Regions from separate parts of the Homo sapiens genome. Here region 2 is linked to region 1. A link is an interaction called in ENCODE POLR2A ChIA-PET data of the cell type or tissue named here. Cell type or tissue: MCF 10A. All regions are shown on one strand. Links, peaks and the distances in the headings refer to the core of each region. The heading gives the core; the rest is flanking DNA.

The links. ChIA-PET counts read pairs that join two places held together with the same protein. Peaks named below come from ENCODE experiments on the same cell type or tissue, not always from the same donor. Only the 100,000 strongest peaks of a DNase experiment are listed, where the experiment ranks them.
Region 2: POLR2A ChIA-PET joins it to region 1 with 13 read pairs; 4 of 35 experiments call an interaction of 5 or more read pairs at or near these places.

What each region holds. Positions count from the first base shown.
Region 1 is chr4:112,171,002-112,179,345 of GRCh38, reverse strand. All of the region lies in intron 1 of FAM241A (family with sequence similarity 241 member A), which reads right to left. It also overlaps the pseudogene RPL36AP19. Among named protein-coding and RNA genes, the nearest start is that of FAM241A, 30 kb to the right of the region's middle. In MCF 10A, for the core only: no CTCF peak of the experiment used is centred there; a DNase peak (open chromatin) is centred at 4,985.
Region 2 is chr4:112,105,854-112,114,197 of GRCh38, reverse strand. LINC02945 (long intergenic non-protein coding RNA 2945) reads left to right here and starts at 1,928. Exons shown (of 3, transcript NR_186682.1): 1 at 1,928-2,009. In MCF 10A, for the core only: no CTCF peak of the experiment used is centred there; DNase peaks (open chromatin) are centred at 957 and 4,577.

The sequences.
Region 1 (8,344 bases), core at 169-8,168:
ACATTTTCTTAATCCAGTCTATCATTGTTGGACATTTGGGTTGGTTCCAAGTCTTTGCTATTGTGAGTAGTGCTGCAATATTGGACCTAAAACCATAAAAACCCTAGAAGAAAACCTAGGCAATACCATTCAGGACATAGGCATGGGCAAGGACTTCATGTCTAAAACACCAAAAGCAATGGCAACAGAAGCCAAAATCGACAAAGGGGATCTAATTAAACTAAAGAGCTTCTGCACAGCAAAAGAAACTACATCAGAGTGTTTGAAGTTCTTTGAAAAATCTCCAAACTGCTTTCCACAGTGGCTGAACTAATTTATATTCCCACCAATAATGTATAAGCATTCCCTTTTCTCCACAGCCTCGCCAGCATCTGTTTTCTGACTTTTTAGTAACAGCCATTCTGTCTAGTATGAGATGGTATCTCATTGTGGTTTTGATTTGTATTTCTCTCATGAGTGATGATGAGCATTTTTTCATGGCCGCTTTTATGTCTTCCTTTGAGAAGTGTCTGTTTATGTCCTTTGTCCTTTTAAAAATCGTGTTATTTGTTTTTTGCTTGTTGATTTAAGTTTCTTACATATTCTGTATATTAGACCTCTGTCAGATGTATAGTTTGTGGAAATTTTCTCCCATTCTGTAGGCTGCCTGTTTACTCTGTTGATAGTTTCTTTTGCTGTGCAGAAATTCTTTAGTTTAATTAGGTCCCACTTGTCAATTTTTGTTCTTGTTGCAATCGCTTTTGGGGGCTTAGCCAAAAATTCTTTGCCAAGGCCGATGTTGAGAAGGGTATTTCCTAGATTTTCTTCTAGGATAGTCTGAGGTCTTACATGTAAATATTTTGATCTTTGACAAAGCAGACAAAACAAGCAATGGGGAAAGGACTCCCTATTTAATGGTGTTGAGGACTCCCTATTTAATTGGCTAGTCATATGCAGAAGAATGAAACTGGATCCCTACCTTTCACCATATACAAGAATTAAGTCAAGACAAATTAAAAGTTCTCTGTATTTAAGAACCCATGTGAAATCAGTTTGATCCACCTGGATAATTAGGATACTCTCCACATCTCAAAGTCCTTAAATTTAATCACATCTGCAAAATTCCTTTTGCCATGTAAGATATCATATTCTCTGGTTCTGAGGATTAAGATGTGGACATCTTTGGAGAGACCATTATTGTGCCTAGCATAGTATTTTGCTATAAAATTATTTCTTTATATATCTATTTTCTGTCACTAGCTTTGAACCCACTAAGGGTATTAAGGGCAAGAAACATGTCTTACAAATTTTACATTAGTACTTTGTATATTGCACTATGCCTGGCCCATCATAGACTCATAATAAGTATTTGCTGAAGGAACAATGGAAATATTCTACAATAACATACTATGCAAAAAACCCACCAAAATTTAAAACAAAGAAAACTTAAATGTAATATCAATATTCATTATATTCTCCCATGAGCATAGTTGTGAATTTTTCAATATTTTTGAAATATTTATAAATTCTAGACTAAATTACAGAATATGACAGCTGCTAGCTAAAATTTACATGCTCGGCATAATTCCTAACCCACTGCGTTTTAAGAGCAGACACTAATACGTACAGATGAGCTCTTGGGGGTCTGATTCTCTCTCAAGATGCTTGTAATTTTCAGAGTAATAGCAGTGGTAGTGCTATTAATGGTAGAGTAGGAAAGCCAACCCAAGTGCCTCCTATGTAACATGCATTGTGTTTTACATGCATTATCTTGTTTGATCTTTGCAACAATCTGTAAAGGAGGCACTATTATTTCCCCCCATTTATAGATAAGGAAACTGTAAAGTTTAAGAGGAATTAAATGTCTGGACACTGACCTATACTTAGTAATTGAAAGATCTATGATGTGAACCTGGTTATTCTTACTCCAGGGGACTCACCATTAATCCCTATACTGTACACACCCTCCAGTTATTATTACATTAATAGCTAACATCTAGTTAATGCTGCTTAGTTTTCAGAGACATTTTATGTATTCCACCTCTGAAAAGATAAGCTATATAAATACACTTTCATTTTACACAGAATGAATACATTTTACACAGCAAAATGAGTATCACTATCTTTTTTCCTTTACATCTTTTCTCACAGTTTACAGAATACCTAAAAGTATTCAAGCAGAAAAGTTGCTCAAATTCTCATTTTCATCCTGTACAAAAATTTAAGTAAAGCTATTTGCAGCAAGTTAGTACATTTTCATGCTTTTAAAAGTAGTAATGAATTCAGATTCAAATGTGAAAAAAAAGGCTCGGCAAGAATGAAGAGATATGTGGTTGGCAGAATTGCAATAAGACAACAAACAAAAAACCTCCCCAACAAACAATAAGCAAACCCATAAGACTTCACATATAAACCAGTACATGAGTGCAGAAATATAGATGGAGCTTTTTTTTCCTGTTCTATCGTTAATCACTTTTGTCTTTGCCAAAATTTATTCTTTGTATGTGAGGTCCCAATGGAAAAACATTTGTCAAATGTACAGTTTCCTTTGTGGTTATACAGAGAGTACTGACTATGACATGCACACGAAGAGTGTTCTCACCAAAGCAGTGATACTCTTTTTTTGGTCCATGATTAAAGACATACATAAAAATAGAGGGGTGTTCTAACTGATTCAAAATCCTTCTTAAAAGATACCCCAAATTAATGATGAGAAATTAAAGGTAAACCCTTAAGTAATCACTGGATTTTTGAGAAGCATCTTCAAAGATAATTAAAGCACAGTCTCTTACTTTAGAAATTAGGAATGAAGAGGTTAAGTCCCATAGCCCATTAACAAAAAACCAAGGCTTTCGTAGCAAACAGGACAGATTCAAATCCTGCTCCGTCATGTATCAGCTGTGTGACATTGGGCAAATTACTTAACCACTGACTCTCAGTTTCTTCACCCATAAAATGTGTATAATAATACCTACTTTAGAGTTGTTGTGATAAGAAAACAGATAAAACCTTTTTGAATAAGCACTCAATATATGGTAATTATTATTACTCTATTTTTGGCAGAATTTATATCTTGTGATTTTTACTTCTATTCTCTATTGTACCATGCTGCCTGAGATAATTAATGCCTTAGTGATTATCTTTCTCATGATAATTAAGTTCAGTTGTATTTTTTCAAGTGTTACGACAATTTAATTATATAGAAATTGAAGTGGGATGTTTTCTATGGAACATCTCTACCCACAGAACAATTTGTGCACGTTAATATTGGTAGAACCTGTTTACTCACTTTGGAAAGGGCACAAGCTACATTCTATAAATAGGCTTTTGCTGAGTGAGTTGACGATTTAAGATTCACTTATAACTGTCTTCCTGTGTCCAGTATTACATGTTGTTGTGTTAATGCATATCATTACATATGCAGTATTGAAAGTCTGCTGTTTTTGCCTGTCTAGTATATATACCATATATTCTACTTGATTTAACTTTGGGGAAACCATACTTTACCTGCTTTTAGTCCACGTGTTGGTTGAAGATGTCTCCATTCCCCAGCTCCAAGCCTGCCCAATAAGAACATTTCATTTTCTTTCTTTTTTTTTTTGAGATAGTCTCGCTCTGTTGCCCAGGCTGGAGTGCCATGGCATGATCTCGGCTCACTGCAACCTCTGCCTCCCGGGTTCAAGCGATTCTCCTGCCTCAGCCTCCTGAGTAGCTAGGATTACAGGCACCTGCCACCACACCTAGCTAATTTTCGTATTTTTAGTAGAGATGGGGCTTCACCATGTTGGCCAGGCTGGTCTCGAACTCCTGACCTCAGGTTATCCACCCACCTCAGCCTCCCAAATTGCTGGGAGTACCGGTGTGAGCCACCACACCCGGCTGAACATTTCATTTTCTTGGGAACGTAAATGTAACTCAAGACAGGCCAATGAAAGCTCTAGCCAAGACTTTTACTGCAACTATTGAAAAAGAGACAGGTTTTTTCTGTGTTGTTTTTGTTTTTGCTTGAGAAAAAAACAAACAAACTGTAGTTAGATAGCTGGTGAGTTGTAGGCCATCATATTACTAGGGGGGAAAGCTTGCTAAGAACAAAGCCAACATAAAGTAAAGCCAAGAAATGGATAGAGACGGTTTCATTGACATAATTTAAGTACTCAGATATAGCTAGCATATCTACTTTTGGTCTTTTTCATAACGTAAGCCAATAAATTCCTATTTTCCAAAATCTAGTAGGAGTTGGATTTTTGTCACTTGAAACCAAGAATTCTGACTATAGATGATGATAATAATAATAGCTACCACTAATCAGAATTCACCCATCTGCTAGATATTGTGGTAAGCACTTTACACATTCAGCCAGGGACTAGTAGCTTGGAGATTCCCACTCTAGCAACTGACAGAGAAATGCCTTGGGCATATACACAGTTTTTCAGACTGCCAGGGATGACAGTGATGTCACTTTAAAGCCTGGTTTCCAAGGAGTAAGGGGTCAGAATAGTTTATTGTTCAATTGGTTTCAGTCAGATGTTGAATTTAAGCCCCTTGTGCCATTGAGGCTATTGTCCTGTGTTGATGGGTCTATGTACAGCATGGAGAATGCTTTCAAGTCTACCCCGTATCCTACCATAATTGCTCCTGAGAGGGTGCAGCCTAGCACATGAGCCCTGCTTTCTCGAATTCTCACAGTTGACTTTGATCCCAGGAAGGCTCTTCTTGGCTCCTTCCTTGGTTCTCTCTTTAAAACTTCTGGCTGCTGTGTTGTTTTGACGGTGCCACTAGTAATATGTTTTGATATATTATGGAGCTATCAGCCTCCTATTAATTGCTCTTCACCAAGATCTGTATTGCTTTCAACAACAAACTTAGCCCGGAAAGTTCTCCATTCCCTTTCCCAAGTAAACAAAGTCCTCTCAGGGAAATCTATGGAGCTCTTCACTCACCGGCTTCAGCCACCCAAAGTGCTGGGATTACAGGCGTGAGTCACCGTGCCCAGCCAGATCTGCCTTTCCTCCTGGGCAGGGCTCCTGCACCATTGCACCATTCCCTGGGGTGACACCCTGCTGTAAAATTAGACACTTGAGGTTGGGGAGCAGCCCCTGGTTTTCTGGGTTACCTCTCCTGGGAGGGAACCTCTGCCCTACAGTGAGTGCAGGGAGGGGAAGGTGGGCCTCCGTGTTCTGGACTTGCTGTGCCTCGCTTAGAGACTGGTTAGGGGAAGAGAGACTTGGTTGTCTCAGCTATACCTACCTGGAATTGAGATTCCACAACATGGAGCTAGGAGGAGGAGGGGCAGAGAGCTGAAAAACACCAGAGGCCTACTCCTCCAGGGTGAAACTGCAGCCTGAGATTTAGTATATTTTCTTGAATGAATAATTCTCTATTTGCTGTATACCTTGAGGATGGTTCTTGGAGACTTTAAAAGACTTTTATTTTGTTTTGCTCCATAATTTTCAACAGTTAAATTGCTGCTTTGCTGAGGAGACAGTCTGCTGAATTCCTTACCTCATTGTTCTGGAAGCCCTACCTTGGTTATTTCTGGACATTACTTTTGATGGTGAACTGTGAGACAACTTCTGTGAGGCTGAATCAGAGGACGCTGTATGGTAGGTAGCTAGTTCTCTGGAATCAGTCCTGGGACCGTGAGCACCTTCAAGAGTGTTTATTATTCTTCACATGTACTGTGATCAAACTCTCAGTATAAAAGTTTGACTTATAAGGATCCATTTAATCAGGCAGTTCTTACTAACATTAAAAAAAGGCTTTAAATATATATTTGAAGTTAAATGAATTTTAAAATGGCTCCCTTTTTCTCCTTCTTCACTATCCTTTCACACATATCATTAAGTGGGCAATTTTCCATCATTGTGCAGTAGCCTACCATGTACTTTAGCTGGTAATTAACTCATTTTTTCATTAAGCCTAAAGAAAGTTAACCAGAAACCCAAATCTCAGAATAGTCAGTCCTGTTTTTTCCTTAGTTGCTTTCAATACATTAAATGTCACACTCAAACCTATTTTTTAGAAAAACTTTTAGCACAATTAAAATACTTTCTATCATTATTTATAACTCTCTGGGGAAGTTCTTAAAAAATGTAGAAATATAAAAAGTAAATCAAGAATGCTCTGTAAACATTAAAATGGTCTCCTCCTTCTATGGCCCACATTAAATCTCTGGCAGGGCTGGGCATAGTGGCTCACACCTATAATCTCAGCACTTTGGGAGGCCAAGGTGGGCAGATCATTTGAGTTCAGGAGTGCAAGACCAGCCTGGGCAACATAGTGAGACCCTGACTCTACAAAAAAATACAGAAGTTAGCGGGGTATGGTGGTGTGTGCCTGTAGTCCCAGCTGCTCAGGAGGCTGAGGTAGGAAAATAGCTTCAGCCCAGGAGGCAGAGGCTGCAGTGAACCAAGATCGCACCACTGCACTCCAGCCTGGGTGACAAGGCCAGACCTTGCCTCAAAACAAACACAAAATATCTGGCAGCCCAGAAAGAAAAAAACAGCAAATAAATAAACATATTAACGCATAAATGAACAAATAAAACTATGTTGTCATTTATATTCAGCATAACATTTATAATTATTTGGCTTTAAAAACACTTTAGAACCAATTCAACAAACATTTTTTCTGGTACCTATAAAGTATTAGATAAGTAATATTACATCCTTAACTTTGAGAAGCTAACAATCTAGTGTGGAGGTTAACATTTATAAACAAATACATATATTTTAAGGCAAAATGTGATCAACATTTAAGAGCTGCAAAATGCTTGGCATTTAGTTCAAAAAAGGTCAATTTGGTCATAAACTAAATCAAAAGAATTGGCAAAAAACCCACTAATGCACTGCTTTCAAATATTTAAATGATGTTTTTAAAAATGATATGGTGTGTTTAACTGCTTCTGTATTATTATATAAAAGGATAGCTGGTTATAGCACTGATAAACCACAAACCGATTCTGTGGTTTACAAAACATCTTCACTTCAGAATTTAGTCACCTGCAAAGACTGATTTCTTGCTTTGTATTCCTCTTCATCTCAAAGGTTATCCCTATGTAGATATGCTCTGAAATATGTAAGCCTTGAAAACAACAAGCAATGTTTAAATGAAATTTTTAACTTATTTCATGACACATTTATTAATTTAAAAAATGAACACTAATTGAATAGTATGTGTTGGGCAATGCTTTAAGTACTATGATCTTCAAAACATAAAGGAAACTGAGGAAGAGAGATTATGTAATTTAGTCAAGATCCCTTAGTAATTGGTGGAATCTAGACACATTCAGGCAATCTGGCTCTAAAGCCTATGTTCTAAAGCCTACACTATAGGCTTTGTTATAAATATAAAATCAATCTTGTGATGATTCACATTCTAATTGTTTCAATGTATCAGTTTTTAAAAGCAGTTTAGTTATACTTGTCTTGATTCACTTACATCAGCAAAAATAATACTTTTTTTGAATATAAACTCAAGATTTTTTTTTGTTTTTGTTTTTGTTTTTTGAGACAGAGTCTCACTCTGTCACCCAGGTTGGAGTGCAGTGGCGCGATCTCGGCTCACTGCAACCTCCGCCTCCCAGGTTCATGCCATTCTCCTGCCTCAGCCTCCTGAGTAGCTGGGACTACAGGCGCCCGCCACCATGCCTGGCTAATTTTTTATATTTTTAGTAGAGACGAGGTTTCACCGTGTTAGCCAGGATAGTCTCGATCTCCTAACCTCGTGATTCGCCCGCCTCGGCCTCCCAAAGTGCTGGGATCACAGGCGTGAGCCACCGCACCCGGCCATAAACTCAAGATTTTATAGTCTTCATAATAAAACAAAAGATGACACTTAGAACTGAATCACTTGGGCCTTTCTTTCCTTATCTCCTCCCAGTTCAAAATGCTTGCATCTTTTAATAGCCAGCATTCTCTTAGATCTGCAGTTGGCTCAACACACTCAAGCCTTAGCACAATCATCTTTGTAGTTTTATTTCCAGAAAATTGGCTTAGCTTGTCCCCCATAGTCACTCTGCTTCTTGTCGTAACACCGCTTTCCCTGGGCATACAGAGAATCCTTGCCCTTCTTGTACTGTGTCATTTTGTGGGGTTGGTGCTTGCCACACTTCGTACAGAAAGTCCAGTGGGTTTTAGGAATGTTTACCATGTTTGCAGGAGTGCTATCGGCACAGAAAGAAAGTAAAAATAATAATTTTAAAATGGTTTTGTGGTTTTTGCATTTTTTTTCCTGTACAATAACAGTTTCTTGTTTTATACACACATCTGGCTCACTGTAGTATAGCACCTGGTCTCAATTGTCATACTTACTATTTGACCAGGATTTTAAAAATTTCATCTTTTCTTAAAAATAAAAAACAAAA
Region 2 (8,344 bases), core at 132-8,131, 65 kb after region 1:
ACTTCTCAATTTGTCATTTGGGACTTAGTTTTTTTCCCCTGTATTAGTGTGTGTTTAATTTGGGGAAATGCAACCATTCTAGTAATTCAGTACAGGGAATTACCAATTCAGTGCAGTGATTACTAAATTGTTGGGAGTAGGGGATGGGGCAGGGAAAAACTGAGTGGGAGGCAAAGGCTGTTGCAGGACTATTGGGTTCAGTGGCATACCATGTAGAGTAGGGTTGATACAGAGGTCAGGTGGCTGCTGTTGTCACCTCTGCTAATGCCCCACATCCATGAAGACACATTAGGATGTGAAGTCTGCCTACTGCAAACATTCTTCTTCTTCTTCTTCTTTTTTTTTTTTAAAGACTGCATCTTGCTCTGCCACCCAGAATGGAGTGCAACCTCCACCTCCTGGGTTCAAGCGATTCTCCTGCTTCAGCCTCCTGAGTAGATGGGATTACAGGCACCTACCACCATGACTGGCTAATTTTGTATTTTTAGTAGTAGAGACGGGGTTTCATCAAGTTAGACAAGCTGGTCTCAAACTCCTGAGCTCAGGTGATCCATCTGCCTCAGCCTCTCAAAGTGCTGGGATTACAGGCGTGAGCCACTGTGCCTGGCCTACTGCAAACATTCTTATCTGTCTAATCTTGTTTACCAGCTGCCTCAGTCACAAGAAAATGGCCTTTGCCTCACTTCTGCCTTCCAAATCTCAAATGAGTGCATCTTATGAGAGAACTTAAATTGTGTCCAGAACTGTAGCTGCAGGACCTTTTGGGAAATGTGGTCATTTTTAGCTTCCCAGCCTTTGTAATTAAGGGGGTATGTGGAAAGAGTGCGAATGTATGTTGAAGGCCAAACAATAATACCTAGAAAACTCCTGTGTTCCATCAGTTTCCTTCCCCTATCCCCTGATGTAGTTACATTAGCATTTTTGGCTAAACCAATACTCAGTGTTTACATTATCATGACTGTGCAAATGTTACGCAATGTTTAGCCATGTTGTGCACTACACCACACCTCTTTCTCATATAATACTTTTCCCTGCAGTTAATAATTCTCCCTTTTCATTTGCCAAGTTTGCTAAGATCTTCTTGCTGATTTTCCAGATCTTATGATATCTCTGTCACACGCTTCTCAAGAATCCTTTCAATGTACTTAAATATGAATTGGGGATGGAGGGGCAAATGTGACAGAGTCGGTGTGTAAGTCTGGCTGCTATTGTTCTGAATGTAGAGTAGAAAAAGCAGCTGAAAGTCTTAGTTTCAGCATCCAGATTTTCACTTAATCCCCCACCCCCTATTTTCAGTCTTCCATCTGCCACACTATGTTTGGTTTCAGGAGTTCAGGGTTTCTCTGAGTGAATTTCTGGTCCTTGATGGGTGAGGTGAAGTGGGAAAGGGGCCTAGACTTCCAGCTGCTTCATAAACAAACAGACTGTACAGTCTTTCAACTAGGCCCTGATTTCAGCTTGAGCCTCACCCCTACTTCCCATAGGAACTCTGCTGTTCTAGCCCCAAGCCTCCAGATAACACATTGGCTAGCTTTACTAGTTTCTCCCTCTGTGGACCCTGAGGTTACACTGCTAAATTAATTACTTCTGCTCCATCTTCTTTTCCACTAAATTTGTTGAGATATTTCTCACCTGCTATTGTCCATTTATCTTTTTTTCATGTACTTTACCGCCTTTTAACCCTTCTCCTTTTTTCTCCATTTTTGTGGGATTTGTGAAAACAGAAGAAATAGATGTTCGATCTGGTTTGGCTGTGTCCCCACCAAATCTCACCTTGAATTGTAACAATCCCCACATGTCATGGGAGGGACCTGGTGGGATGTAATTGAATCATGGGGGTGGTTTCCCCTGTGCTGTTCTCGTGATAGTGAGTGAGTTCTCACGAGATTTGATGGTTTTATAAGTGTCTGGCGTTTCCCCTGCCGGCACTCATTCTGCTGCCACCCTCTGAAGACGTGCCTTCCGCCATGATTGTAGGTTTCCTGAGGCCTCCCCAGCCATGCAGAACTGTGAGTCAGTTAAACCTCTTTTCTTTATAAATTACCCAGATTCAGGAAGTTATTTATAGCAGCATGAGAACAGGCTAATACAATGTTCAATTAACTGTGCTAACTAGAATTGTCTGTGCCTTTCTCACCACAACCTGTATTTTCTCCATAAGGCTTTTTTGATTTTCCTTTGGTGATTACGACATTTTAGAAATGTTTTACTGCATTTTTATGTATAAAGAAATTGATGCTCAGAAAGGTTAAGTAATGTATTCAAGATCAAATAGTTAGAAAGTAGCAGAGTCAGAACTGAAAATTTGGTCTTATGAATTTCCAGGGTAGCATTAGGACCTGGAAGAGTGACTGGTATTGTAGACACACTGTAAATATCTATTGAATGAATAAATAATTTTCATAGATTCTCATGCAGTCTTTGTGTGAACTACCCCATCATGTGCACTGGTAATATTCTGTATCTTGATCTGGCTTCCTATTTTACAGGTGTGTTCAATTTGTGAACATTCTATTCTGGAAGTTTTTTTTTGTTTTTTTGTTTTTTTTTAAATCACATGAGAGGGCAGGACCTGGAAGATCAGGAAGGGCCAGGACTTGGAAATGGTCACAGGGAAGGTACTGAATGGATGACCCTTCAGGAAATGCTGTGGGAAAATCTGGCCTGCAATCAGATCATGGTATCCAGGAGGAATTGCCACAGAAAAAAAAAAAAAACAAACAACAAAAAGCCCACAAAAACAGTTCAGTCCAGTATGGAAACGCTGTGGGAAAATCTGGCCTGCAATGATATTATGGTATCCAGAATGAATTGCCATAGGAAAACACAAAAACAAACAAACCTCAAAACAGTCCAGTACAATAGAGTGAATGCATCTGGGAGACTGAAGAAGTACCGAGTACAGTCAAGCAGGTGGAGTATTGGAAAAGAATATTAAAAGCTAAAATTAAAGTGGATAAAAAGCATACTGTAGATTTTTAGTAGATATTAGGGCCTATATTCTGAAAGGGAAGATAGGAATCAAGAACCAAAGTGTTGACAGGTTTTCAAGAATAAATTTATGATTTATTTCTTAAATTATCTCCAGTTTTCTCATATCCTTATAAAACTGTGGTGATAAAACTAGCTTGGGTGCACTACAGGTTTGACATGTTTTAGTTGGCACATTATAGTTTATAAAAGAAATGACATGAGTGTAAAAACAAATGTGAGGCACTAAGTAAAAGAGTGCTAAGAGAAAGTACTGTGCTTATTTTTGTATAATATTTTATTTTTAAAACATTTTAATTTTTTAAAATATAAATTACTCATGATTCTTTCACTTTTTTGAATTTATAAAAATGTTTTTATGATGTAAAGTTACTGTCAATATCCAGTTTGACTGCAAACATTAGTTTACAACTTATAGCTGCTGCATTATTATTTAAATATTTTTTGGTAGTATGATAAACAGAAAATCAATCAAATTGTACTTGCAAAACTGAATGAATTTTCACAAACTGGACACTTCTGTGTCATGAAATCCAGACCAAGACACAGAATATTATCAGCATTGCAGAAGCCCTCCTGAGCACTGAAGCCACTAACCAACCCTCCCACCTTCCCCAACAAGAGTAACTGTCTTGACTTCTAAACATTGTACATCAGTTTTACCTGTTTTTATATTTTATATTAAGAAAATCATACATTATATACTGTTTTTGTGTTTGGCTTCTTTTCGCTCATCATTGTTTATGAGAGTTATCCATGTCATTAGGCATAGTAGATCATTTATTCTCATTTTTGTATATTATTCCACATTGAGAATATTTTATACTTTATTCTACTGTTGATGGACTATAAACGTACCAATTATTTTAAAGAAAAAAATTAATATAAAGAATTGGCTAAATAGGTGTTGGAGGACTGAAAAGGGAAAAGGAAACACTAAGATAATACAAAGACAATAACTGCAGGAAGCACCTGTAAGGCTTGTGGACAAAGGGGAAAAGATCATTAGAACCTAGAAGTTTAGAGGAGAAGTTCTGTGGAGATGGAATCAAGATCTCTGAAGAGGGGTTGTGGCTCAGGGGGTGCTGATGCCTTGGGACCTTGTAAAGGGGGTCCCTGAGGATCCCAGATGGTACAGATTCCTCTGAGTGGGATGAGGAGACTGGCTGTGAGAGTGTGGGAAAAACTGAACACCACAACCAATTGCCAATGCCAGAGTGAAGAACCATTGTTGTAATGATGCTGACAGAAACAGAAAGCAAAACAGGAAGGAATCTAGTTCCTTCTCCCTCTGCAACCCTTCCAGTCTCTCTTTAGCACCTCCCTTGGTAGAACCTAACATAGATTTGTCTGGCAAAGTAGAAATATGGTTGCAGAATTCCAGCCTCAACCTTACAAAGCAGAGTACAGAATGACAGTTTTGGAGCTGAGAAACAGTAACTAGAAAACCAGCATATGTAGTTTCCAGGTATTAGCTCTTACCAATTGTCTTAGTTCCTTTGGGCTGCTATAACAGAATACGTTGGACTGTGTAATTTATAAACAATAGAAAAGTATGACTCACAGTTCTGGAGGCTAGAAAGTCTAAGATCAAGGTGCCGGCAGATTTGGTGTCTGGAGAGGGCCTGTTTCTCATAGATGGTGCTTTCTTTGTGTCCTCACATGGAGATTTGTCCATTTTTCTACTGGGGTGTCTGATTTTTTTCTTACTAATTTGTAGGAGTTCCCTATATATGAGAGTCTTAGGAATTCCCAGTCTGTAGACAAGTTTTCTTGCTCAGCAGCATTGCCAAAGAAAATAGCAGGAAGATGGACAGCTGGGAAATGCAACCTAGTTGCGCATTGGGTCAGGCACAGAAAACCTTCTTTTGACATTTCTATTATTTATTCAAGGATAAAATCTTTGTTTGAATAGGTTATAATAAAAGGAACCATATTTCAGATTGACCTGTAGACAGGTTTGTGTGAAAATGTCATAAGGCTAACCATATGAAAGAAATCTTCCTATGAGCTTTCTTATTTCAATATTGATATAAAGCATCAGGCAGGTACATCTAATTTCATAAAACGCTTTTTTAGAAATATTTTCATGAGCATCTGTGGCCATAGGATTAAGTAAAGACCTAGCTTATCTAAGTGGAAGGTAAGTGAGATGCTATGATAAACAACTAGCTTGTGTCTTATTCAGAATGCTCTTTTTTTTTTTTCTGGAGGTTTCTTCTTCTGTGAAGGCTTACTAAAATATAGCATCATTAAAGTTTTCATTGTGTGCCCCTTTTGTCCTTCATTTATTATGCAGTTCATGAGAGAATATAACTGAGTCTCAGGTGTCTACATTTTTATAAGATCATGTAACGGAAAGGTGACTTTAGGGACAGCCAGCGTAATTTCTTCTTTGATTTAGTAATTTCTCTATAACATCCTTGAATGAGTCTTCAAAACTCTTTTCAGTAAGAGTAAACTCACCATCTTAGAAAGTAGCCAATGGTAGTGCTAGACAGTTTTTTTTTTTTTTTTTTTTTTGAGTTGAAGTCTCACTCTGTCGCCCAGGCTGGAGTATAGTTGCACGATCTCGGCTTACTGCAAGCTCCCCCTCCCAGGTTCAAGTGATTCTTGTGCCTCAGCCTCCCCAGTAGCTGGGACTACAGGTACGCACCACCATGCCTGGCTAAGTTTTGTATTTTTAGTAGAGATGGGGTTTCACCATATTGGTCAGGCTGGTCTCGAACTCCTGACCTCAGATGATCCATGCACTTCGGCCTCCCATAATGCTGAGATTACAGGTGTGAGTCACATGCTTGGCCTAGACAGTTTTTATTATAGGAAATTTATTTCTTGTTTTGGCATAAATGGACTCAAATTCAGAAAAGAATAAGCATGGTGCTCAAAGGACATAGGATAACATAATTTAAGGAATGTTTGCAAGAGCCTGAGCATGTTTCTTTTGCTAAATACTCAGGAGAGGCAGACAGCTATTTGAGAATATATAAGTGACCATCCTATGTGAAGTAGATTAAGCCCAGTGTGTTTGATCCCACACATGATTTTGACTTACTAATTGAGTTGCTAACAGAACTGGTTAAGGATAGAATGGCTGCTTTAGTAAGATCCTGACTATAGCAGGAATAAGCAGTTAGCAGACCACTTGGTGCAACTGTACTGTAGATGATACTCACACATTGGTCTAGTTCCAACAATAGATAATGAGACTCTATAATATTTGCTTCCTTCTAACTTCCATCTGTTTCTGGCCCCTGAGACTCCTCCCTGCCTGCTGGCCCTAGCTTGGATGCTAAATTAGTTTTCTTGGGATGCTGAAACAAAGTACCACAAAGTGGTTGCTTAAATATGTAAATTTATTGCATCAGGGTTCTGAAGGCAATAAGTCCAAAGTTAAGGTGTTGGCAGGGTTGGTTCCTTCTGAGGGCTGTCAGTGAAGGAACTGTCTAGGACTTTTCTTGGCTTGTAGATGGCTATCTTGATGGTCAATGGCTTTCTGTTTGCAAATTTCTCCCTTTTATAAGGATACCAGTTATATTGGATTATGGACCACCCTAATGAACTCATTTTGACTTATTACCTCTGTAAAGACTTTATCTCCAAGGCTGGGCATGGTGGGTCACATCTGTAATCCCAGCACTTTGGGAGGCCAAGGTAGGTGGATCAGCTGAGGTCAGGAGTTCGAGACCAGCCTTATCAACATAGTGAAACCCCGTCTGTACTAAAAATAAAAAATAAGCCAGGTGTGGTGGTGGTGCATGCCTATAAGCCCAGCTACTTGGGAGGCTGAGTCAGGAGAATCGCTTGAACCTGGGGGGTGGAGGTTGCAGTGAGCCGAGATAGCACCATTGCACTCCAGCCTAGGCAACGACAGTGAAATTCCATCTCGGGGAAAAAAAAAAAAAAGACCTTATCACCAAATAAGGTCACATTTTGAAGTATTGGGGGTTAGGACTTTATATGAATTTGGGGAGGCACACAATTCAATCCATAATAGATATATATGGGAATATTTGACCTGTTGGATAAAGAGACTGGTAGAGCTTATGAATTCTAGAAATTAGCCAGGCCAGTCAATATTTTGCAAAATTTCTATTGTCTTAGAATTAGCAGCTTATAATAAATATTTTATTGTGCCCATGGATTCTGTGGATCAGGAATTTGGACAAGGCCTAGTTCAACTGGCTCATCTCTGCTCATAGTCTGGGGTCTCAGCTGAGGAGATATGAGGCCTGGGGATGACTCAGGGGCTGGGTGCTGGAATCATCTGGAGGTATCTTCACTCACTTATGTGGTGGTTAATGTTATTTGTCAGCTAGGACATTAGTAGAAGTGTCAGTTGAAATACTTACAAATGGCCTCTTATTGTCACCTGGGCTTCCTCAAAGTATGGCAACCTCAGGGGAGCCAGGGCTCCAAAAGTGAGTATCTCAATATATAAAACGGAAGCTGCATTGTCTTTTCTGACCTATACTGGGAAGTCATGAAATGCCACTTGTGCTGCTTTCTGTTGGTTAAAGGTGAGTCACAAACCCACCCAGATTTTGAGGAGGGGATATAGGTCTTATATCTCTCTTGATAAGAGAATTTCTGACCATGAAAAAAAGAACATATATCTCTTTAGAGGGGATTTAGGTTGGCTGCAGTAGTTCACACCTGTAATCCCAGGACTTGGCAGGCCGAGGTGAGAGGATCACTTGAGCCAAGGAGTTCAAGACAAGCCTGGGCAACATAGCAAGACCCTGTCTTTACAAAAACATAAAGGAAAAACAAAAAAACCAGCCAGGTGTGGTGGTGCATGCCTGTGGTCCCAGCTACTTGGGAGTCTGAGGTAGGAGGATCATTTGAACCTGGGAAGTTGAGGCTACAGTGACCCGTGATTACACTACTGCACTCTAGCCTGGGTGACAGAGTGAGACACTATCTCAAAAAAAAATATGTACATATTTTTTTTCTAAAAATGAAGGAGATTTAAATTATAAAATGTATTGTAAAGGACCTTCTAAAAGATAGACAAGTTTGCTTGTCTTGCTTTTGGGGAGCAATAGAAAACAGACAGTACATAGAAAAAATAAGGCTTGTAGAGCTTAGTCAGGCTTACTGGACACGACCACTTCATATACTGGTCATGTGTGTCTTTCCATAACATAGAATAACTTTTGCTTTTAAAGTTAATCTCATACTCTCCAGGATCTGCTGAGGCTTTTAGAAATTACAAAAGCAAAAAGTAAAAAAAAATTATAACTGTTAAGTTTTTAACAGAAAAGTATAAAATAAAGAGGAATAAGTGTAACACATTTTTTTGTTGGGGGAGGGTCTCATGACTTGTCCAGATAATTGTACTACCTAATTT